3 separate regions of the Mus musculus genome follow, and regions 1 and 3 are each linked to region 2. Evidence: chromatin loops called from intact Hi-C (ENCODE). Cell type or tissue: heart. All regions are shown on one strand.

Region 1 (2,500 bases), 130 kb before region 2:
AAAGGCCAAGGAGCAGCAGGATCAAAGTGGCACAGACCAAAGGTGGGTGATGAGCCAGACAGAGATGCAAGTTGTGCCCTGCCTGGCAGCTGCCCATGGGGAGCAGAGGGGTCTGGGCCTCCGTGGGGTGCCTGCTGGAGGACAGTAAGGGAGAACTAGACAAGAGCCTGCTGGTCAGAAGGCACTCACCCATGCTATACAAAGATAACCTAAGGTTAGAAGACAATGAATTTGCTCAAGGCCACGCAGAAAGTGACAGAGCCAGGACCAAAATCCAAGATTCTGAACTCCAAAAGTTCACCTCCTTACAGCACTTAAAAAAAAAAAAAGCTTTCTTTCGTTTCTGAAATATCCAAAGGAGAAGCAGGGAAGAGCATTCTGTACTAGCAAAAGAGATGTGAAACGAATTCTCAGCTGGAGAAAGAGGAAGCAGTTGATCTGGGGTGAGGCTTTGGCAGCCAAGTCACAATCCAGACCGGAAGTGTCTGGGTTCAGTTTCCAGTTTGGAGTTAAGCTAACTAGCCAGGTAGGAATGGACGGCGCTCACACATGCAACCAAGCCAGTTGGTTGTCTGTGAGGTTAGGATGTCCTGAAAGGGAGTTCTAAGAGCACCAAGTAATGAGGATTCGACTGGGCAGCTGTTTGCTCAGTACTTGGCCATGCAGGAATTCAACAGACGTCCATCTCCTTTCTTTCTATTGGTGTCATACTGATCCTTAAGGCCAGAAGCCAGTAGAATACTGAAGCTCAGGGACTCAGAAGTGGTAGGGCTACGGTCTAAAATCCATCTCCAATTTCCGAGTACCCTATTCCAGGCAAGAAGCGATAGACTGATGAAAATAAGCATCTGGAAGGCAGGAGATCATTATAAGGTGTGAGGGGGACAGCGTGGGAAAGTGTGGAAGCCACTGGGAAACACAGGTGTCACATATGCTCGGCCCCGGCGTGGCTCCACGTCCCGGCATTTCTGCAAGGGGGAGGGGAGGAGGAGGGAGGGCAGAGCCTGAGGGGCAGTAGCGGCTGGTGCATCTGGACCTCCCGTCCTCCCCAAAGCCCCTCCAGAAGGATCTCGACACCCGCATCCCTTCCCGATCAAGCGGCGTCAGATCCGTTCGCCACTAGCTCTCACCGCTTGCAGCCCAGCAGAGGCCGGCGCCCCGTGACGTCATGGGTGGCTTGGCGGAGAGGCGGGGCCTTGCTCGCGCGTGCACGCTCCGGCCCCGCCCCAGTCCATTCAGACGCGCATGCGCGGTGACCACGGTTGGAAAGGTTGCTGGCTACTCCCTGGCCTAGTTCCGGCCGAACCAAAAGAAAAGTCACCCAATGGGCCAAGTGGAGGGAGTAACTTGGGAGTAGGTGATAAAACTAGCAACAGCCGAGGGAGGCCGTGCTAGCCGTTTTGGACATCTCAGGGTCTCCCTCCTGAGAGAGCACAGGAGGGTCAGAACCTCACCCAGGCTTCTGGGAAGGACTTGGGGGTCCTCTGGGATGGATGGGACTTTACTCTTCCCCTCTGTGTGTAGTGTATAGGTTTTGCTCTTCTCTGCCCTCTCAAATACTTACGGTCTACACACCTTGCCCTTGGACTTTGGCTCTTTTCTTGAGAGGTCCCTAAGTGCCCAGGACCCTAGAGTTGCAAGGCTGTTCAAAGGGGAACATCTCGTCTCACTCTGTTAGCCTTTTAGAGGGAATATCATCTTACCTGAAACAACATAAGGCACGGAGCCAGGAACTCGGGCTCATCCTCACTCTGGTGATGCAGTCCTGTAACCCCAGCAGTTAGGAGGTGGAGGCCTGAGCATCAGGAGTTCGAAGCCAGCCTGGGATCCCTCCAAAACCAAACAACAACAAAATGAATAAATCTAATTCTGCAAAAGCCATAATAACCCTGTTGTCCTGGGGATAAAACTGTCCCCTTTACAGAAGAACATTTGTTTTGGTTTAGGGTAGGGCAGGGTCTTACTGTGCAGATGACATGGAACTCACTTATGTAGACCAAAGTGTCTTTGAACACAGAGATCCACCAGCCTCTGCCTCCTGTGTGCTGGGATTAATAGTGTGGAACATGGTTCTCTAAAGAAAAACATTTGTACCTCCGGTTTTAGTTCATAACAGTTCTCAAAAAATGTAAATAAAGCAAAAAAAAAAAAGCAAAATGAGGTATCATTCATATCTGTTAGTGTAGCTACCAACAAGAGATCAGAAACTAGCGAGTGTTGGTAAATATGTGGACAAATTGAAACTTCAGCTGAACATTGTTGGTAGGAACATACACTGGTACCGTTATGGGGAAGAATTTGACTTTTCCAAAAAAGGAAAATCAACAGAAATAGTATTGCCATGTGGTTATAATTCTACTTCTGGATATAAAATTGCTGCCCAAATTTGAAACAATGTCTCTGTGAGACTTTGTATACCCATTGTACTGGCTGGTTTTGTGTCAACTTGACACAGACTGGAGTTATCACAGAGAAAGGAGCTTCAGTCTCCATGAGATCC
Region 2 (2,500 bases):
CTGCTACTGGGTAGGGTGCATGCTCGTCACACCCCTGCTGATGTACTCCACCTGCCCCAGGAGCTGGAGACAAGAGCTTGTGGCTGCTAAGTTGAAACCCTTGGGACTGGCTTTTTGGCTATTCCTTTCTCAAAGTAACCACGTCCCACTTCATTCTCCCAAGCACACCCATGAGGTTGAATTTCTGGTAGACGGTCTCCTGTGAACCATGGCACATAATTTAGTGGTGGTGTTTCCAATGCTGTTGTACTTGCCCCTTAAAGAGTTCTCTCTACTCGCCACAAGCTCTTAGCTGCAGCACCCTTGACCCACATCGGTGAAAAAAAACCCAACAGCTCTGTGCCCCCCTTTTTAGTCCCTGCCCTCCTGGCACCCCTTAGCATGTACCTTTGTTGCAGAGCTCACAGACATGGTGAGGGCCCTGGCTGTGCACCTTCATGTGGTCGGAAATATAAGCCGAGCTCAGCATCTTGCCACAGACATGACATGGCACCTTCTCCTCGTGTCGGACTGTGTGCGCTCGGAGGCGATCCTTCGTAGCAAAAGCTGCCTCACATTTCTGGGGGAGGGTGTGGGGTCACAGGAGAGTTAAAGCTTCGGGGAGTAGAGAGAAGGGAGCAAGATAAGGGGATCAGAGTCTCGGGGGTCTTTGATCTGTAGGAAATGGGCGTGAGATGACCAGGCCTTGAAGGAGAAATGTGAAAATGGAGTGAAGAGGCAAAAAGAGAGAGAAAAAGGGGGTCTGAGAGGCTGAACCCACACAGCTACAATGAGGATCAAAATCATGAAAACCAGGACAGGAGGAAGCTGGCTTCCTACCTCACATTTGAAGGGCCGCTCTGTTGAGTGCACTTGTCTGACGTGACTGTTGAGGTGATCCGGCCTAGGGATATGTTGAGGTGGGAGGGGGTGTGTGTTAGGGCTTAGGCTCCAAGGTAAGGTGTGCCTCAAATCTACCTAGGTTCCTCCAAAATGCCTCTGCAAAGGTCCCAGCGTTTCCCCCTCAGCTTCAGTCCTCAGGCAGGAAAGCCCTCAAACCAAGATTCCTCTTCTGCCCAGAGGCTGCTTTCCTTCAGCCCAGAGACCCACCTCTTCTAAAGTACCACCCCCTGTTCCTAGCAACTTCCCTCCTCCCTGGGAGTGGTTCCTGTCCCCAGGAACGGGAGCCGCCTCCCCACCAGCCAAAGACAGGCCACCTTGTTGCCCTCCCCCCCACCGGCCTAGTGGGCAGCGAGGCCCCTGCACACCGGGAGAAGCTCTTGCCACAGTGGGAGCAGTTGTAGGGCTTGTGCACAGCGCCGTCATGTGAGCGCACGTGGTAACTCATGCGGTCCTTGCGCTTGAAGCGCTGCTGGCACACAGGGCACTGGTAGGGCTTCTCGTCCGAATGCGACAGCTTATGTCGGTTCAGGTGGTAGACGTCGCGGAAGGCCTTGCCGCACATCTCGCAGGCGTGATTCTTCCGGATGCGCTTCCCAGAGGCAGTCGTGGTCACAACGCCACCGGCCGCCACCGCGGCTGTGCCGCCGCCAGCCCCGGCTTCTCCCCCACCCCCGCTGGCCCCGCTCAGCTGGGGGACACTCAAGAGGCTCAGGGGCACCATGGTGGGCATCTTCATAGCACCCGAAGGGACCCGGCCAGCCTTGGCTCCCGTGTGGATGGCTTCGTGCCTTCGGAGGTTGTAGCCGTTCTTGAACTCCTTGGCGCACAGGGCGCAAATGTAGGGCCCCTTGCTCTTTGTCTTCTTCTCCAAGACAGATGCAACTGGGGCCACGGCGACCGTCGAGGTTGGGGCGACGACAGCGGTGGCAGCCGCTGCTGCGATAGTGGCGGCCGCGGCGGGGGGCGCGGCCTCGGCGGCTGGTGCGGAGACGGCAGGGGGTGGCGGAGGAGGCGCCGGAGGCTGCTTCAGGGCCGCTGTGTCCACTGTGGAGGCGGCGGCAGGGGCCGGGGGTGCAGTAACCACTGCAGCGGCAGCCGCCGCAGCAGCCGCCGCCGCCGCGGCTGATTCCTGCGCGGCGGCGAGAACCGGGAGCAAGTCCACTTGGAGGGGCTCGGCCGCCGGGGCCTGGGGCGTGGGTGGGGGCGCCGGCGCGGCCTGCGGAGACAAGGCGCCGTGTGGGCCGCGGTCGCTGGTCGGCGCCTGCCCGCCCGGCCCGGCCCCTACTCACCTGGAATGGACTCTGGGCGCAGCCCTGGGAGGCAAAGAAGCGGGACTGGAGCTCAGCCCCGACCTGCAGGGGGTTCTGGGCGTGACCCTGAGGTGGCGGGAAGGAGTTCATGAGGCCGCCCACCCCCCGGGAGTCCAGGCCCAGCACGGGGAAGGGGGGGGCCAGCAGCGTGCAAGGGAACACGGGGAACATGGCCTCGGCCACAGTGGGGGCCCCCGGAGCTCAGCGGGAGCCGGGGGCACGGGCCGCGCGGGGCCCGGGCTCGGGGCGCCGCCCCCGGCCGGCCGGGTTGGGCCGAGCCGAACGCATGGCCCGAGGGCCGCCCCGCC
Region 3 (2,500 bases), 140 kb before region 2:
GCGGGCTCCACAACCTCATGGATAAACACTATGGTCACATGCATCCCTTACAGACACGAAAACAGGTTCTGAAAAGGCAAATGATTTGCTACCACCAGGCATCCAGAACAATTATATGAAACTAGCAAGGTCTGATCAAGATCACCATTTTCCAGAGTTACTGAGGTAGAGAGAAGAAAAAGGCCTTTCCCAAGGTCACAGAACAGGACCTTTCCCTTTCAGGTTCAGGACAGAATTCTGTTAGGAGGCAACTAAGCCCAGCCTCCCTGTTTTAGGAGAACCTCCCAGATCATTCCAGCCCTTGAGGGGTGGGCGTTCCAAAGCAAACTCAAAAACAAACTCCAAAGCAAAGTTGCCACAGGGTACCAGGACCAGAACGCACACTCTAGGATAGGCTTTTTAAAGGACTAATGGGAATTTTGGACACAAAGCCCTCAGCAGAGTTGGACTCCTGAGGCAGAGTTCTAGCTACTTAAAAGTACCTAACAATTTCAGCATATAATTATATTCTGTGGCACATTGTTTCCTGTCCATGCTGTTAATTTTGTCTCCTTAGCTCAACTGGAAGCTGGCGGGTGGAAAAGGAGCTAGACTCTTTGTAGGCCCTTAGGGTGGGAAAGGCTCACAACTGACGGACTGGCTGCTCTCAGCTGCTTAGTCTGCTCAAGGCAGGCCCTCTTCTCTTGGAGCATAGTGGCAACCACCCCTCACCACACACCCACACAAAAGGCAGGGCATCACAACTTGCCAAGGGAACCCTCATGACTTCTTAACCAGAAACAAGCCTAAGACTGCCAACCCAGAACCTCAGGCCCCATGAAGAGTGGCAGCCACTGTAAAAACATCGTACAGGTCCCCTTCCTTACAATAACATTTGGGCAATCACCGTGGCCTGGGCTAAATCATAATCACCTTCGAAAGCCCACGTTGCAAAAGAATCCCTAAACTGACTGACCAGTGCGCCCATCTGCAACCTACAGCAAGCGCTTCAGGTAAACTGACTGACCAGTGCTCCCATCTGCAACCTACAGCAAGCGCTTCAGGTAAACTGACTGACCAGTGCGCCCATCTGCAACCTACAGCAAGCGCTTCAGGTAAACTGACTGACCAGTGCTCCCATCTGCAACCTACAGCAAGAGCTTCAGGTAAACTGACTGACCAGTGCTCCCATCTGCAACCTACAGCAAGCGCTTCAGGTAAGTGGCTTACCAGTCCTTTGGTAGGAGATTACAAAATCCCGCTACAGGAGATCTCACTCATACTCAGAGCACTTTGTAGACACCAAACAAATGGCTTTTCCTTCTCTGATTCCAGAGTTGCCAGAGGCTTTACTCCTGGGAGCGAGGGGGCACAGAGAGGGGCTCATTCTAACTCAACAGCTAAGAAAAGGCTAAAGCCATCACTTTTTAGAAGAGAGAACTATCTCTGGAACACGGGCCAAAGTGTGGGATCAGAGTAAAAATGAAGGTCACGTTAGAAAAACACCCATGAGGAAGAGCACAAAGCAGAGCTTCCTCTCAGGAAAAGCTCCTTCTGGAGAGGAAGATCATTACACCCCCAATTTCTAAACCTCACCCTGATACATTCCCCCGCGGGTCCCTCATCAAGCCCAGGCTCAGAAGAAGTGGGTATCCAGTCAGGGACAAGACTTGAGTTAAAATCCTGAATCTGTCACTCAGTGACCTTGAACAACTTTGCTGAGCATCAATGTTTTCAACTGTAAAATGGGAAGACAATAATAAGAGTTCCCACAGGTTGAGTAGGAGTATGTAGTATGGAAAAAAATGTATGCAAAAGCGCTCTGTAAAGGATAGGTCACTTGACAAATATATGAGATTATTTACACCATCTCAGCAAGAGACAGGGCTGGAGGAAATATTACCCCCTCACACACACACACACACACACACACACCTTTGCAAGGACAAAAACTCCAACTAAACCAAGCCAGAAAAAAATATAAGTTCCCAGTGTGGTGGCTTGCACCTGTAGTCAAAACTGTAAAGAGGTTAAAGACTGGACTCCAGGGCCAGATCGACCACCCAGGGCTACAGAAAGGCTGTCTCAATCTAAATAAATAAATAAGCCAGTCCACCTACATGGGAATCAACACCCTAGAGCAGTCTTGGGGAAAAAAAAAAAAAAAGAGTATAATAAAATCATGAAGAGGTGGTTGTGAGGGCAAAATTAATAAAGACTAGAAAGGTGGAAAGCCATTTGATTGGCTAAGCATCCTAGGGCGTGACCCTTGGTGACAAGACAGGCCCTGTCACCTGAGAGTACCCCTTCAACCAGACACAATGAAGGCAAGAGAAAGGGAGAAGAGGTAGCAACAGAAGCAGACTGGGCTGGCCAGAGACTGACCATGGGCCCAACAGGAATCCCTATCCTGAGGAGAGGGCCTACCCAGCCCCAGCTTCTCGGCATGGAGCTGACCAGAGGGGCTCATGCCCATACACCCATGTCTCTCACCTGGTAGGGGTCACTATGGTGCCCCAGC

The links. Hi-C counts contacts between places; a loop is a spot of excess contacts. Peaks named below come from ENCODE experiments on the same cell type or tissue, not always from the same donor. Only the 100,000 strongest peaks of a DNase experiment are listed, where the experiment ranks them.
Region 1: it touches region 2 in a loop (1.9-fold over the local background); 8 of 42 quality-filtered maps call a loop at or near these places.
Region 3: a loop joins it to region 2, with 2.6 times the contacts of the local background. A loop is called at or near these places in 9 of 42 quality-filtered maps.

The regions. Positions count from the first base shown.
Region 1 is chr7:126,897,094-126,899,593 of GRCm38, forward strand. Tmem219 (transmembrane protein 219) reads right to left here and starts at 1,185. Exons shown (of 6, transcript NM_026827.1): 1 at 1,131-1,185; 2 at 1-134. The coding sequence starts at 97. In heart, no CTCF peak of the experiment used is centred here; DNase peaks (open chromatin) are centred at 478 and 1,208; H3K4me3 peaks cover 1,244 bases; H3K27ac peaks cover 1,717 bases.
Region 2 is chr7:127,024,057-127,026,556 of GRCm38, forward strand. It overlaps Maz (MYC-associated zinc finger protein (purine-binding transcription factor)), which reads right to left and starts at 2,423. Exons shown (of 5, transcript NM_010772.1): 1 at 2,172-2,423; 2 at 1,248-2,098; 3 at 820-883; 4 at 388-559. The coding sequence starts at 2,363. In heart, a CTCF peak has its summit at 1,298; DNase peaks (open chromatin) are centred at 495, 1,245, 1,655 and 2,315; H3K4me3 peaks cover 2,500 bases; H3K27ac peaks cover 2,500 bases.
Region 3 is chr7:126,881,434-126,883,933 of GRCm38, forward strand. It overlaps Taok2 (TAO kinase 2), which reads right to left. Exons shown (of 16, transcript NM_001163775.2): 1 at 2,473-2,500. Among named protein-coding and RNA genes, the nearest start is that of Taok2, 2.3 kb to the right of the region's middle. In heart, a CTCF peak has its summit at 1,535; no DNase peak of the experiment used is centred here; H3K4me3 peaks cover 2,500 bases; H3K27ac peaks cover 1,901 bases.